Linked DNA regions of Homo sapiens: region 1 is linked to region 2. Evidence: read pairs that join two places in POLR2A ChIA-PET (ENCODE). Cell type or tissue: MCF 10A. All regions are shown on one strand. Links, peaks and the distances in the headings refer to the core of each region. The heading gives the core; the rest is flanking DNA.

What was found. Peaks named below come from ENCODE experiments on the same cell type or tissue, not always from the same donor. Only the 100,000 strongest peaks of a DNase experiment are listed, where the experiment ranks them.
Region 1: POLR2A ChIA-PET joins it to region 2 with 12 read pairs; 7 of 35 experiments call an interaction of 5 or more read pairs at or near these places.

What each region holds. Positions count from the first base shown.
Region 1 is chr11:111,957,615-111,965,947 of GRCh38, forward strand. DIXDC1 (DIX domain containing 1) reads left to right here. Exons shown (of 20, transcript NM_001037954.4): 2 at 6,935-7,064. Among named protein-coding and RNA genes, the nearest start is that of DIXDC1, 24 kb to the left of the region's middle. In MCF 10A, for the core only: no CTCF peak of the experiment used is centred there; a DNase peak (open chromatin) is centred at 3,477.
Region 2 is chr11:111,866,864-111,875,196 of GRCh38, forward strand. ALG9 (ALG9 alpha-1,2-mannosyltransferase) reads right to left here and starts at 4,718. Exons shown (of 15, transcript NM_024740.2): 1 at 4,489-4,718; 2 at 3,369-3,507; 3 at 1,739-1,873. The coding sequence starts at 4,619. It overlaps FDXACB1 (ferredoxin-fold anticodon binding domain containing 1), which reads right to left. Exons shown (of 5, transcript NM_138378.3): 5 at 7,193-8,333. The coding sequence ends at 8,059. RefSeq lists a silencer at 4,354-4,663. In MCF 10A, for the core only: a CTCF peak has its summit at 4,171; DNase peaks (open chromatin) are centred at 4,088 and 4,708.

The sequences.
Region 1 (8,333 bases), core at 114-8,113, 91 kb after region 2:
CAGATAAACCCAAATTGTGGGACATTGTACAACATAACTGGCCAGCACTCTTCAAAATTGTCAAGGTCATGAAAGACAAAGACTGAGCAGCTGTTCCAGATTGGAGGAGATGGAAGAGACGTGGCAGCCTAGTGCACTGTGAGATCTTGGAAGGGATCCTGGACCAGATAAAGGACATTAGTGGGACAGTTGGTGAAATTTGAACCAAGTCTAGATTAGGTAATGGTATTTTGTCACTGTTAGTGATGGCAGCGGCAGTCCATCTGGAGCAGCTGTTGCCATGATGCCGGCTGCAGTGGGGCAGGTGTGGCCGGGGCGGCACGCTCCACAGAGCTGGTGGGAGCCAGGGACAGGCAGAAGCCTGCCCCCTCTGAGTTGGCAGGGTGGGAGCTTTATGCTCTCTGGGTGCAGCTGCAGCTGTCCAGCTGTAGCTGCAGACCTGGGCATCCCTGTGCTCTTGGGGGCCAGGAGCAGGCAGGAGCCCCACCCTCCTGGGCGCAGCTGCAGTCACCAGAGCCCTAGCTGTGGACCCAGGCATCCCTGTGCTCTTGTGGGCCAGAAGCAGGTAGGAGTCCCGGCCTCCCGGGCACAGCTGCAGCCACCCAAACCATGGCTGTGGACCAGGCATCCCTGTGCTCTTGGGGGCCAGGAGCAGGCAGGAGCCCCAACCCCTCAGGTATAGCTGCAGCTGCAGCTGCCCAAGCCACAGCTGTGGACCCAGGCATCGCTGCACTCTCAGGGGCTAGGCTTGGAAATGCTTGCTCCTGCTGCCTGGCCTCTCCCGACTCCCTGCACCTGCTCCGATCTTGGAGCAAAGTTGAGGCCAAGCCCGGGCACTGCCACAACCTGGCTGGGTGTGCACAGGGTTGGGGCAGCACTGATATGCCAGCCCCCTGCTGCCTTAGCTCCCTCTGGACTTTGGGTGCCGAAAAGCACCAGAGGGAGGCTGAGGGGATGGTGTGGGCAGCTCAGCGCTGGTCTACACGTGCCCCTTGGCACGTGGCAGGAGGCAGACAGGCTCCTGTGTGGAAAGGGGCGGGTTCCCGGTGAAGCCCCACCTTCAAACCAGGGAGGCCTGAAGCCTGGGGGGTCAGGCTGCCAGCCCCGCAGACCGGAGTGGGAATTTATGGTGTTTTTTCCAGGCCTACCCATGGCCACCCATGAACCAATCAGTACACACTTCCTCCCCTTTGAAGCCCATCAAAACCCCAGACTCAACCAGACTTGGAAAATGATGGGACGACCTGCCTGCGGAGAGGAGCTACCCACTCCAGGGTCTCCTCCCTGCTGAATGGTGAGCAGATGATGGGAAAACCAGCCAAGGAGAAGAGCTACCCACTCCAGGGTCTTCACTCTGCTGAGAGCTGAACACTCATCGGGACACCCTGGCTGTGGAGATGAGCTACCCACTGCACGTCTCCTCTGAGCTGTTCTATCGCTCAATAAAGCTCCTCTTCACCTTACCCTCCACTTACCCACATACCTCATTCTTCCTGGATGCAGGGCAGGAACTTGGGACCTGCCAAATGGTGGGGCTGAAAGAGCTGTAACACCAACAGGTCTGAAACATGCCCCTTGCTCACCATGTTGCAGGCAACAAGAAGGAGAGAACAGAGGAGAGAAGAGCTGCAGAGAGAAGAGCTCCCTTTGGGGAGCCCAGACCTAGGAGCTCCCCAAGCCAGGGCTGTGACACCCTCTTTTGGGCTCTGTGGTTCTTGGAGTCTCCAAGCTTCCAGGCGCCACCACATTCCCTGGTGCCAGCTGTGGAAGCTGCTTGCAGTATGCCTGGTCCAGCTGCAGCATCGCAGGGAGCCAGCACCTGTGCCAGTCCCTGGAGCTGCCCACCCCACCACAGTCAGTGTTTCTGGCTGTGCACAGTGGCTGGACCCCATGTTCACTTGATCACACACCCCTTGCCACTCCACTTGCCCTTAGCAGGCACGGGATCCAAGCCGGCAGTGCGAGCTTGCCAGACTGAGTGGGCCCAGTGGGCCCAAGCAAAACTCAGGCAAAGGCACCACTGGCCAGGTTTCCAGCTAGCAAAGTGACACTCAAGGATCCCATAACATTAGCTTCCTGTTTTGATCATTGTACTGTGCTTATGTAAGATGTAAAAATTTGGGCTACCTGGGTAATGGTGAACTCTACCATTTTTGCTGCCTTTTTGCTAAGTCTAAGATTGTTTCAGAATGAAAAATAATACTTAGTGGTTTTGAATGACCTCTTAGTGCAAGTCAGCAGTGTGATCTATTGGCCAAAGAAGGAAGGAAAGAGGAGAAAGAGAAATACAGCATTTTGTTTTTGTTTGTTTTTGAGATGGAGTCTCATTCTGTCGCCCAGGCTGGAGTGCACTGGCGCAATCTCGACTCACTGCAACCTCCACCTCCCAGGCTCAAGTGATTCTCCTGCCTCAGCCTCCCAAGTATCTGGGATTACAAGTGTACACCACCACACCCGGCTAATTTTTGTATTTTTAGTAGAGACAGGGTTTCACCATGTTGGCCAGGCTGGTATTGAACTCCTGACCTCAAGTGATCCGCCCACCTTGGCCTCCCAAAGTACTGGGATTACAGGCATGAGCCACTGTGCCCGGCGAAATACAGCATTTTGAATAAAGAAGCTGTATGTCTTCATTACGTCTAGGGAGCATCAGGTTCTAGGTGTCATGGATTCAGATTTAGAAAAGCAGTAACAATTTTGGCCGGGCGCAGTGGCTCACGCCTGTAATCCCAGCACTTTGGGAGGCCGAGGTGGGTGGTTCACAAAGTCAGGAGTTCGAGACCAGCCTGGCTAACATGGTGAAACCCCATCTCTACTAAAAATACAGAAATTAGGTGGGCATGGTGGCTGGCGCCTGTAATCCCAGCTTCTCGGGAGGCTGAGGCAGGAGAATTGCTTGAACCCGGGAGGCGGAGGTTGCAGTGAGCCGAGATCATGCCACTGCACTCCAGCCTGGGAGACAAGAGTGAAACTCTGTCTTAAAAAAAAAAAAAAAGAAAAGAAAAAGAAAAACAGTAATACTTTTAACTATTTTATGTAAGGAATAGTTAACCTTGGCTCACATCTCTGCATGTTACTAGGAGCACTTGAGGAATACTGATATACCTTGGTCCCACTCTCAGAAATTCTGACTGCTCTATGGTGGGCCTAGACATTAGTATTTTTTGAAAAGCTTTCCAGGTGATTCTGGTTGTTAACCAAGGGGGCTGGGAACCCCTTGGTTAAGGGAACTGGACTGTTTCGCTGGGAAAAGACTCAAATCAGCTTTACAAGAATCATATGGGAAAGCTTGGGAAGATAAATCTTTCTGAGTTCCTACCCTCTGGAGACAACTGGTAGATTTAGGATGACGTCTGCTTATGAAAAACTTCCCTTGTGACCTTGACGTGCAGCCAGGTATGGCAACAGCGGGCTGGGTCAGTGCTTCTCATGCTTTCATGTGCATATGAATCACCAGGAGAGCTTGTTAAGATATAGGCTCTGATTCAGTAGGCTGGGGAGGAGCCCAGGAGTTTGCAGGAGGCTCCCAGGTGTTGCCGATGCTACTGATCTGGGAAGCACACTTTAGTAGACAGCCGCTTAGTATAGTTTATTACACAAGAGATTCATGGATTGGATGTGGTGGAGGGAGTGGTTTGACTCAGGTACATCCTGAAAGTTTTAGGGAAGTCATTTAAGCCTCAGCAGTGCATTTATTTAGGCAGCAGTGTGGTAGAGTGGAAAGAGCATTGGCTTGGGAGTCATATCTGGATTCCATATTCATGATTTACTGTTTGGGTAACCATGAACAAGTTATTTCACCGTTTTGTGTCTCTGTTTTCAATGAGGAAAATAAATACAAAAACATCTCCCTGCCAGATTAGCATTAGATAAAATGTGTTTAAAGAACCTAGCATAGCTCTTGATACAAAGTAGGTGTTCTGAAAAGTGACTATTACTGTTTATGCTGTGGAATCCTCTTTTGTTGGAAGACCAGACTGTGAGTAATGTGCATGAAAAGTACTCAACAGTACTAATCAGTTTTGCATCAGAGACAACTTCTACGGGCAAGAAAAAGCTAAGGTTACTTAAGTAGAAATTATCTTGACCTCAAGAAAAATACTTGTTCTTGTTTGTCCCCCCGCAATTAACTTTTGCAGTCATCTTAGTTATTGGCCTGATAAAATGTGACAAATGATTAACTGATTCAAACAAATATTTGTTGAGCACCTGCTACTCTAAGAGTCAAATAATTCTGAACTATTGTGACTCTCCACATAAAGCATATTTCAGGCCTTAGCTCCTTTGAGCTCACTGTCCTCTTTGCTTCTTTTCCTCCTTCAGGAGACCCTCTGAAGCTTGGGGTTCAGGTTGGGCTAATACTCTGTTAGCACCCTATGTACCCCGTCATAGCTTTGTTTCTACCAGCCTGCAAGCTGGGGCTTGTTGTAGCCTCATAACTGGGTACAGTGCCTCAAATTATTGTTGAACTGATTGTGTGACATAGGAAGCCCTCAGGGAGATCAGAGTCTGTGGTATCTGAGAGGTCAGGGAAAGCTTTCTGAAAAAAGTGATACTTGAGCTGAGACTTAAGAAGAGGCAGGTTGGCCGGGTGCGGTGGCTCATATCTGTAATCCCAGCACTTTGGGAGGCCTAGGTGGGTGGATCACCTGAGGTCAGGAGTTCAAGACCAGCCTGACCAATATGGTGAAACCCCATCTCTATTACAAATACAAAAATTAGCCCGGCGTGGTGGCAGGCACCCGTAGTCCCAGCTACTTGGGAGGCTGAGACGAGAGAATTGCTTGAACCTGGAAGGCGGAGGTTGCAATGAGCTGAGATCATGCCACTGCACTCCAGCCTGGGCGACAGAGCAAGACTCCATCTCCAAGAAAAAAAAAGAGGCAGGAGTTAGAAGGAGGTGGAGCGGCTGGAAAGCATGGTGCATTTGGGGAACTGTACATAATTCAGATGAGCTGAAGCATGGTGGGTATTTGGGGAATGGGGGTGAAGCTGGAGAACAGGTGAAGGCTAGCACGTGACGAGCTTAAATGGCAATTGGATTTTATCTTTGAGGATAATTGGAGACAAGTAACAGATTTTAAGCAGGAATGTGTGGAGGGTGGGTTGAGGATGATAATAGATACAGGGAAATTGGTTAGGAGTTTTATATAAAAGCCAGGTAATCAGATCCCACCAGTCACCTTAGTGTTCTTTCTGGGCTTAACTGCTTTCCCTCAGACCAGAGTGGTTCACTCTAGAGGTGCCCTTTGCCTGGTCTGCTTCTGACTGCACAATGGGAGCAGACCTTGGAGCATCACAGATCTCATCTGGTCCCTGGTGATGGGTGTCTGGCCCACGTGAGGCAGAAGGTGCAGCCATTTCTGTTCTGTGGAGTAAGTTGGATAGCAAGAGACCCTTGGTAAATGCATGGACAACATTACTGGGTTTTAATACCATGTCTGCTATGTCCTAGCTATGGGGACATTAGAGAAGTTACATAACCTCTCTGAACCTCATCCATAAAATGGAGATAATGCTAACTCTAGTGTTTTTCTGAGAATTGAATTGGATGACGATGACAAAAATAATGTCATTTAGTACATTTAGTAAGCGTCAATTTTATGTCAGGCCCTGGCCCAGGTACCTTCACTAATTAAAACATGGGTCAAACACCAAAAATTGGTTTAGTTCATGATAGGTGCTCAATAAATATTAGATTCCTCCTCCCACCTCCTCCTGATCGTTGCACTTCCTACAGTTTGTCAGTGGCTGATGGATTGTTGTCTTAGCACTGTCTTCCAAACGATGTTATTTATTCTCACAAATTGACAAAGAGAGAAAATAATGACGATTTAATTTATGTTCAGGAAGCAGCCAGTGAGTAATTTCCAACATTGTTTCATTAAGGAAGTACTTGGGGCTTAGGAATCAACTGTATTTTAACCAAATTATAAATTAATACAATTAGCCCTTGAACTTAAATTTTAGGCTCAGGGTCCTGGGCTGCAAAGAAACCAGTCAGAGCTGCTACTTGGAGAGTGACATTGTTTGTGTGATATTTTGATATTAGTGCCCATCTTTTGACCAAATAATCAGCATAAACATCTGAATACCAGTTCTGTTTAATGGACAAAATGTAATATGTAAGGTTTCCAAGGGTTGGAATGAGTTGTATGTCCCTACGTAGATGCCTGACCAGTTTCTGATAATACTGGGCCCTAGCTTTGTCTAAAAGTAAATGAAAATGCCTCTTAGTCTTCAGTAACATTGCTCACTATAGCCTTTCTTTTTCCTTCTTTGTGTAGATTTTCGGTAACCAGATCCTCTTTGACAATATAAAGCATGGATTAAAACTAACTCTGTAGCAATCCTAGGATTATTGGCTCAGGAGAATAAATCTTGGGTTGACTGTGAGATGATTTCACTTAAGTCTCATTTTGAAGAAAGCAGCTATGGGAGAGGCAGCTCTGAGCATGGTTTATTGTTTATTCCTGGTTGCCCAAGAGCAATTCGTATGAGTATCAGAGTCTGTTATGCATATGGCACGAGTAATTGTTTCTGAGAAGTGCGGTGGGTTGCTGGCAGTCGTGAATAGACCTGAAAACTGGCTGTGGTTCTGGGCCAAGCCCTCATCCCTGGTCAACAGAGAAAAACTTGAGGAAAGCAAGAGTCATAGTCATTGAAAGACTCATCTGCTTATGTGTGTCTACAGTGCCACCCAAGTCCGAGGTTAGCTTATCACTGGAGATTAGCATAAAACTAGAGAATTTGTGAACATGCTGTGTGTCTGACCATGATATAATCTTTCTTCTCTCTTTCCTCAAAAATTTCTCCTGCTTCTGGATATGGGTTGTTTATTATACCCCAGTCACAAACGCTTCCTCAGAGGGTATGAGGTAAGGGTTGAGATTAATATGCTCTCTTTCCCTTACTTATATCTTTTATTTTCCAGCAACAGCTGCAGGCCTATGTGGCCTGGGTGAATGCACAGCTGAAGAAGAGGCCAGCAGTGAAGCCTGTGCAGGACCTGCGACAAGATCTCCGGGATGGGGTGATCCTGGCATATCTCATCGAGATTGTTGGTCAGTTGGCCCTGGACTCTGATACTAGAGTACATAGATCAGAATCTGGCCTTCTTTATCCTTCTTATGCCCTTTAGAGCAGGTTATTTTTTCTTTAGAATATATGGCAGTAGAGGTAGAGAAGACTTAAAATACTTGCCCAAGGTTAATTCATTTATTTATTCGTCAATAAACATTGTGTCCCGGGCACTGTATTATGCTTTGGGAATATGAGGATGAGAATAGTCCATGCTCTCAAGAGTCTACCAAACTAGTTGGAAAGGCTGGAAAGTGAAGTCAATTCCATTAATGTACTTAGTACTCCAGTGGGGTAAGCACAGATGGGAGCACATAGGAGGGACACCCAGCCCAGTCTTAGGGGCTCAGGGATTGGCTTACCAGAACTGATATCTCAACTGAGGCCTACCAGAAGAATTGGTATCTAAACCAAGGCCAGAGAAGGAAGTAGTAGTCAGGCAAAAAGAGGGATGTTACTGGCAAAAGGACCCTTCTACCATAATACTTCATAAAATTTTTTTCCTCTTGAACCCTGGGGTTGTTGACAGTCATTCTTACTAGATGGTACCATAACCTTATTTCCATAGCATTTGTCCATATTTCTATTATTATTTCTCTCATCGAATGATAATTATGTGGTAATCATTTGATTACCTATCCTGTGTGATCTGAGCTGTTTAAGAGCAGGCATAGTATAATGTTTTTCTGTTTATGCAAGCTCTAGCCAAATGCACATAATAGGTTCTCAAACATTTATTGTTACATTAGTTAGCTGATTTTGCTTTGAGTTCTTGAGGGATATAGGACCTGCAAGTGGTACGGAAGAAGCCAGGTTTGCAACAAGCAGCCCATCCGTGAATACCTCATAGGGACAGTTTATGAATTCATCAGAGTATTCATCTGTAATGATGGTAATAATGGCAACGGTAATAGCAACTGCTAGGATTGAACACTTTCTATCTTGTTTAATTTCATTTAATCATCATATCTTTGGGAAACATAATATTATCCCCACTTTTAGGAAACAAGCTTAAAAGAGAAGATTTATAAAAATAAATAGTACTTAGTATGAGTCAAACAAAATAGCTAAGCATGCTATTTTGATTTATTTATGATAGGTGTATAATATGACTAGTACTATTGTATTCATTTTATGAGGCTTAGAGAGGCTAAGCAACTTTACAAAGTCACATAACTATAAGTGCCAAAACAGAGGTACAAACCTAGATCTGCTTTAATTCCAAAGCCTGTTTTAAACATTTAATGTTTCAT
Region 2 (8,333 bases), core at 47-8,046:
AGGTGGATCACTTGAGGTCAGGAGTTTGAGACCAGACTGGCCAACATGGTGAAACCCTGTCTCTACTAAAAATACAAAAAAATTAGCCACACGTGGGGGCTCAAGCTTGTAATCCCAGCCACTCAGGAGGCTGAGGCAGGAGAATCACTTGAATCCGGGAAACGGAGGTTGCTGTGAGCCGAGATCACATCACTGCACTCCAGCCTGGGCGACAGAGTGAGACTTCGTCTCAAAAACAAACCAAACAAACAAACAAACAAAAAAATGGAAATGAGATACCGGATAGGGAAGGGAGGGACAGTATTTTGTCACTTTCTGCAGGTGCCACCTTTCTGATCATTCTAAAATGTAAATGCAATCATACCTCTCTTTTGTCTGAAAACCTTGCAGTGGCTTTACATAACAGACTTGGGGGGAAAAGAACAACAGTCTAATACCTTAATAGATCCTACCAGGTCTTGTAGAAATCTCAAACTGAATGAAAACAGTCCATCGATAGATTCCAACACCAAGATGACAGAGGTGTCAGAATTATCTAACAAAATTTAAAGCGGGCTTTGTAAAAATATTTCAGTGAATAACTAAGAATATGCTTGAAGCAAATGAAAAAGGAGAAGGTCTCAGTAAAAAAAATTAGAAGATATAAAGAAAAACTGAATGGAAATTTTAAAACTGAAAAAGTACATAGAACAAACTAAAAATGCAATGGACGGGGTCAGCATTGGAAGAGGGGACATAGGAAAGAATCAGTGAAGTGGAAGACAGAAGAAAAGAAATTACTCAATGTGAACAACAGTTCATTCAGTTTGAGATCTTCCTGATTCTCGGTATGACAGGTCATTTTCAGTTGAAAGCTGGACATTTTAGGTATTGCATTATGAGATTCTGGATTATTCATGGGCTCAGCATGCTTTCTTTGCACTGTTGTGCTCCTACGATCTTATTTAAGCTTTCTGTTTTAGCTGGCTTCTTTTGATACTACTTCCCACTAACCCAGCAGGGAAAGAGCGTTAGTGGGAAGTCTCTACCTTGTTACCGCCAAGTGGAGGTAGAACTCGAGGTTCCCTACCAGGCCTCCACTGACCATTGAGAGAAAATAAATTGAAAACAGAGTCTCAAAGACCTGGGGGACTAATAACAAAAGATCTGACATTCACATCATCAAAGTTCCAGAAGAAGAGGAAACCGGACAGGGCTGAAAAAGTATTCAAAAAAATAAAAACTAAAACCTTTCCAAATTTGGCAAAAGGAATAAGCCCAAAGATTCAAGAAGCTGAATAAACTCCAAACAGGACAAACCCAAAGAAATCCACACCAAGACGCATCATAGTCAAATTTCTGAAAACTAATCAGGTTAGGTCCCAGTTAACATCTAATTATTTCTCAGCACTCTACTTAAATTAGACCCTCCTAATATGCTATTCCACCGTACATTGTACTTTTCCTCCATAAGACCCACCATATTTAGAATGATTTGTTCAATGTTCATCTTCTCCACTAAACCACAAGTTTCATTAAGTCAGGGGCTTGGTTACTGTTATAGCCACAGCACTTAATACAGTGTCTACCAAATAAAAGTTGTTTCATTAATGCTTGTTGAATGGTGAATTGGATAAATGATTCTTCTTCAAAAAAAGTTCCCTTTTAACTTCCAATTCATTTTGTCCTTTTCTCAAAACTATACCAGAGACTCACCTCTTGATCAATTGTGATTGCTTCCAGGTTGGTCTGCCCTTACCTTATTAGTTTGTAGAATTCTTGCATGAAATGCAGCTGGCCAGGCATGAAGCAACAGGTAAGCATAGGAGCGAATGGCATATGCTGGGGAATATTCCCAAGTCTGAAACCCTTCCCCATAGATGAGGTAGTGTGTCTAAAAATACAAAACAGATAGATTCAGGGTTATACTGGCCAAAAATCTCTGTTAAGCAGATGCAAGTGAAGTTTCTGAGCAGAAATATTAAAAACAAAGGCAAGCCAGGCACGATGCCTCACACCTATAATCCCAGCACTTTGGGAGGGCAAGGCAAGCAGGCTGCTTGAGCCCAGTAGTTAAAGACAAGCCTGGGCAACATAGCAAAACCCCATCTCTACCAAAAAAAAAAAAAAGTAGCATGGTATGGTGGTGCATGCCTGCAGTCCCAGCTACTTGGAAGGCTAAGCCAGGAGAATCACTTGAGCCTGGGAATTAGAGGTTGCAGTGAACCTAGATCATGCCACTGCACTCCAGCCTGGGCGATCTGCAATTGATGGATAAAAAAGGAATCAAAATGATACAATATTTAAAATATTAAGACATTATAAATTTTACAAGATTGCTGTTTGGTCAACACTGAAAGCTTAAATTTTACCTTCTACTTATTTTTTCTCAATACTTGTTAGCCAAAACAGAAAACCTCTAAATTTTATATTCTCCTTAAACAACCTACACTTAACAGTCTTCCTTCATTTTTTTAATTCAAAATGTGATCAGAAAATTTTACCTTTGAATTTTCTATAATAAAAGTCAACAGGTAATGTGTAAATCAATAAATAGCAATAAAAGTATACTATTTAGTAACACTATTTTGGTAACCGTCAGAAGAAATAACTTAAAAAGTGAAAAAAAGTGGTTGCTTCTGGAAAGTAGGATTTGGACACGAGAAGTGGAATAGAAAGCTACTGTTTTTCCTTTAGGTATTTTAGTAGTTGTTAACTTTAAAAACTATCTCCAGGTATTATTTTCATTTAAAAAAAAAAAGAAAATTACAAATTACACCTTTGTGTAAACCAGCTAAATTCCCTACAGCCTTCAATAGCAGGTAAATCATCCGCTTAGAATACAAAAGTGAAAACATGTTACTGGCCAGGCCCAGTGGCTCACGCCTGTAATCCCAACACTTTGGAAGGCGAGGTGAGAGGATCGCTTGAGCCTAGGAGTTAAATACCAGCCTCGGTGACATAATGAGCCCCCATCTCTGTTTTTTGAGACAGAGTCTCGCTCTGTTGCCCAGGCTGGAGTGCAATGGTGTGATCTCGGCTCACTGTAAACTCTGCCTCCCATGATCAAGCATTTCTCCTGCCTCAGCCTCCCGAGTAGCTGGGACTACAGGCGCCCACCACCATGCCCGGCTAATTTTTGTATTTTTAGTAGAGTCGGGGTTTCACCATGTTGGTCAGGCTGGTCTCGAATTTCTGACCTCAGGCAATTCACCGGCCTCAGCCTCCCAAAGTGCTGGGATTATAGGCCTGTTTTTTTGTTTTTTTTTTTAAGAAAATACAGTTATTTTACTAGGAGTCACACTTGTATATTATTTGTCTCTCGATTGGTAATAACACCTATGCTGCAAAATCAAGAACAAAAAGAGAAAACTAAAGAAATCACCTACTGGCTCCCAGTAGTTGAATGTTTCATCACAGTCAGAGATGTTGCTCAGGAGAGCAGCACATAACCTTGCTGAAAGCAGACACTTGAAAGCAGTAGATCCTTCAGGTGCCCAGACTTGTCCTGCTTTGTTCCCAGATAACCTGTTCAAAAGCAAAAAAAAAAAAAAAAAAAAAAGCATGTCAGGAAGGACCTGCTAATCAGAAGACCTAAATCTAGATAGAAAGGACAAAAAGGGCAAGGGACATCAAAGCACTTAAGTTATTCACCTAAAAAGGTGAATAGCTAGTTGTTTTTTCTCAGTAAAATTAATAAAAATTCAGATTTTTAAGAAAAAATTTTTATGAGATAGGGTCTTGCTATGTTGCCCAGGCTGGACTTAAACTCCTAGGCTCAAGTAATCCTCCTGCCTCAGCCTTCTGAAGAATTGACTTTAATCACTCAATCACTCCTTCCACTTCCTGCTTTTAAGGCATAAATTAACTCATACACTTTAGCTCAATGCATTTATGTCACTCCATTTATCCCAAGCCAACTAATCACTCACTTGAAGGCCACAAAGCTGTCATTCTCCTTTTCTTTCTTTTCTTAACAAGGTCATTGCTTTTGATGGCTTTATTCATTCCCCCTTATGTTCAGATAGAAGCCTAGGTGCAAGGTACATAGCCTACTCCAATTCCATATGTTGACAGCTCCCTTAATGCAGTTCTAACCTGCAGCCTCCAGGGTTTGGGAAGAGGTGATGGCGGGTTGGATGGGCCCAGTAAAGGGTCGGGACTTGAGGGAGAATAAAAGGAGCTGTGAGGAACAGCCGTAAAAGGTATACTCTTTGATCCTGTCTACATCTCCCACAGAGGCTGTGCCCACTCTAGGCCTGGCCCAGGAGCATCACAGATCCGCACTCCAAGGCAGTTTTACAGCGCAGTGGAGGGATCTAAGGTGGGCGAAGACTGAATGCTGACCCGCCCAGGAAGACCAATAGGACCTAGCTGAAGAGGGAGCTCGGGCCTCCCGCGGTGAGGCCAGGCCGGACTGAGCCCCGCGCGCCACAGCTAAGACCCTCCCGGGGGCAGCCCCGAACCGCCCCGCCGGCCGGCCACGCCCCTGCCGCGCCGCACACGTACTCGGTCCGGTGCTCCGCGCCGCCCGCCTCTCGGCTGCCCAGCAGCTCCCGCAGCTTGTCCGCAGCCGGGGCCGTATCCCCACTGCTGGCCCCGCTGCCCTTCAGGCGCTGCCGAGCCCCTCGACTAGCCATGGCAAGCCTGGGGAAAAAAGAATTCGGCACCCTATGAAGTCGGTGAGCGCGCAGACATAGCTTTGGCTGGCAAACGGTGTCCGCCGAGGGACAAAAGACCTTGACATGCGCAGAAAATACTAAATTATAGCGTTACTGGGCCAATTGGGGCAGATCCCCGAGTAGCGAAGAAATAGAACCTGAGGAGTTTCTTCATCAGGGCTGTCCCATCCACCTGCTTCTAACTCTAGCCATTCCTACCTCCCTCCAACCCTCTTTTCCGTCACTTTTCAGCATTCTCCATTCTCAAAAAAAAAAAAAACCACCTCTCAGCTCCCCTATTTAAATGAAAAAACAAATAGAAAGTGATTAAAGAAATCTACATAGTGAGATGTGAAGTATTCAGTTAAATATCACAGCACAGCTATCTACTAAAAGGTCCTTAAAATGTCATTTTTAACACCTTGCCTTCTCTGTATTTTGGTAAGAGTGACAGAGGCAGCCTGTAGCTAAAAACTGCTTCAGAGAGACAAACCGGTAATGGCAGAGTGTAGACTGATGAAATTCTGTGCGGCAAATTGAACCAGATGTCCATCACTGTCATCGCTACTACGGCATTGTGGTAGGCATTTTACATATTTTATCCTTTTTAAACTTAATACAACAACCTTGTTTTATTTACCAGGAAACTAAATAAACTTGGAGCTAGTAAATGGTGGAGCTATGTTCCAGCCCAGGACTATCTTACCGGAAAGCCCATGCTCTCTCTTCCCACCAGATCTGGTGAAAGGTCTTCATTTCCTACAATCATTTTTATACTGGCACATTGATGATATCATACCTGTGACCCCCATATCTTGGGGGTCATTCATCTAATCCTGACACTCTATCCACTCCTCTAATCACAGAGCTATATCCTACCCTGTCGAGCTCCATGCCAGTAACTGGGACAAGTTTATAGAGGGAATGCTAATCTCTTGACAAGGTCTCAGAAGGTTGTGATTTCCTACTAAAAATTCCCAAGTATTGAAAATGGAGATTGATCATATTGCTCAATTCTCACATGCAGTCATTAGTTACCAAGTTCAAATATCCAGCTTAACTCTTTTTTTCTTTTCTTTTTCTTCTTTTTTTTTTTTTTTTTTTGAGACAAGAGTCTTCCTTGCTCACCCAGGCTAGAGTGCAGTGGCACAATCTCAGCTTACTGCAACCTCTGCCCCCTAGGTTCAAGAGATTGTCTTGCCTCAGCCTCCCTAGTAGCAGGGACTATTGCCACCACACTGGCTAATTTTTGTATTTTTAGTAGAGATTAGGTTTCGTCATGTTGGCCAGGCTGGTCTGGAACTCCTGGCCTCAAGTGATCCACTTACCTCAGCCTCCCAGAATGCTGGGATTATAGGCGTGAGCCACTACACCCAGCCTAACTGTATCTCATATACCCATCTCCTCCTTTTCATTTAAGTCTAATGCAGGTCCCTCCCTGTCTACGTAGGACTAACACAATAGCATCTCCACAGGGATCACTCATCTCAAATTCATCCTGTGCAACATTAACCAGTTAATTTTCCAAAGCACTACTCTGGGGCACTTCCTTAATAAAAAACCACCGGATGTTTTCCTATTGCCTACCAAATAAAGTACAAACTCCTTATTCTAGCATTTGGTATTCATGAACTCCAGCCCCAACTTACCGTTCCAATCTTATCTCCCACTACTTTCCTATGCACACTTTACATCCCAGCTAACTAGCCTAGAAAGTGCCCCCAAATGCTCCCTTATCTATATCTCTGTTTATGGATGTCCTCTGCCCAAAATGCACACCCTACTTGCCTAACAATTCTCCCTTCACATTCCTGCCCTTGTTTTAAGATCCAGCTTTCAAACGCTACCTTATACATGTACCAAGCACTACTGAGGATAGAAGAAAGGGATAAATCACATTACCTGCCATCAGTTAGCAAAATAGTCAATGTGGAGAGCTCAGCAATAGATGTGTCTGTAAGAGATCCCTTGATTCTTTATCCCACTCCCCAAACTTACTCGTATGGCAGTGTTTCCATCCAAGTTAATGACACTTCCAATCTTCTAGGTATTCAGGTCAAAAACCTAGTAGTCTTGCTTAATTCCTTTATTTCTCTAACCCCACACCTCTCTCACCCACACACAAATGTTTAATTCATCAGCAAGTCCTTCCAAATATTATCCAACCCAACATTTTACCACCTTGGTCCAGGTCATTATCTCATTTGCATTACTGCAATAACCTCCTAATTTGTCTCTGTACTTCCATTCTTGCCTTCCCAAGTGCTTTTCTCTAAGAATAAATAAGACAGTCATGTCTCTCACAGAATATAATCCCAAATGTGGAGCCTAACTATTAACAGGAGCATACATTACTTCACATTAGAGTACCGCATTCTGCAGAATCCTAAGCTAATTTTCCAGTGTCCCTTAGAGATACTTACAACAGAAGGCCCCAAAATCCAGAGAGGCAAAGTTTAATCACAGTTGAACGATTACTGTTAAAGACTAGGGAAGAAGTAACAGAAAGTAGCAGAAAGAACATGGGCTTTAGAGTCAAACAGACCCAAATGTTAACCCTAAATCTGACACTTTATTCGTTCCATGACTTTCAACCACAGAATTAAAATGGTGATGATTATAATAATAATACCAAAATTAATGTGGAATATTTGCAATTTCCCAAGCTAATAAATGTTAGTCTGATGCCAAAAACTACTCTCATAAGGTGATTTAATGAAATGATACAACAAAGTTAAGGGAAGAGTAATTGACAGTGTGGAAAACATATTTATATTTGATGAGACACTTAAGTTCTACTGCCTGTTCAACAATAGAGCATCTAAAGTACAAGATGCTGTTTTGTTTATTGTTTTAGTCACTTCTCGGGACCAAAATATTACACAACTCCAAATGTCACCAATCACATTATAATCTATAAGTTTCAGTAATAGAGTCAAGGTATCTTTAAGATCAACTAACAGTAGGCCGGGCGCGGTGGCTCACATCTATAATCCCAGCACTTTGGGAGGCCGACGCAGGCAGATCACGAGGCCGGGAGATTGAGACCATCCTGGCTAACACGGTGAAACCTCGTCTCTACTAAAAATACAAAAAAAAAAATTAGCCAGGCGTGGTGGCAGGTGCCTGTAGTCCCAGCTACTCGGGAGGCTGAGGCAGGAGAATGGCATGAACCTGGGAGGTGGAGCTTATAGTGAGCTGATATCATGCCACTGCCACTGCACTCCCGCCTGGGCGGCAGAGCAAGACTCCGTCTCAAAAAAAAAAAAAAAAAAAGATCAACGAACAGTAGCTATGGTCACAAAGTAAAAGATTTTACAAAAACAAAAATCCAGAAAGGACTACTGGTTGCAAGTTGGTAATTTTCCTCCACATCCCCCGCAATGAAGGATCACACTGCAGAAAAGGATTTACCAAACTACCGAGGTATAACATATAGGTGTTGTTGAATCTCCTTCCTAAACTGGGACTGCATTGATGCTACTTGCTGCTGGGTGAGGGCCTTGTCACAGGTCTGGTAGGTCAATCTATAGCAGAGACTGACCTGTTGAGTCTTTGGATGCTGGAAACGGCTAAGAAACTGTATGGATATAATAGTGTCCTGAGACACTGCTCGGGCCACAGTGTGAAACTCTAGTTCATCAAATCCTTTCTTCTGATCTATCCAAAAACTAACATCATGCACATAACATG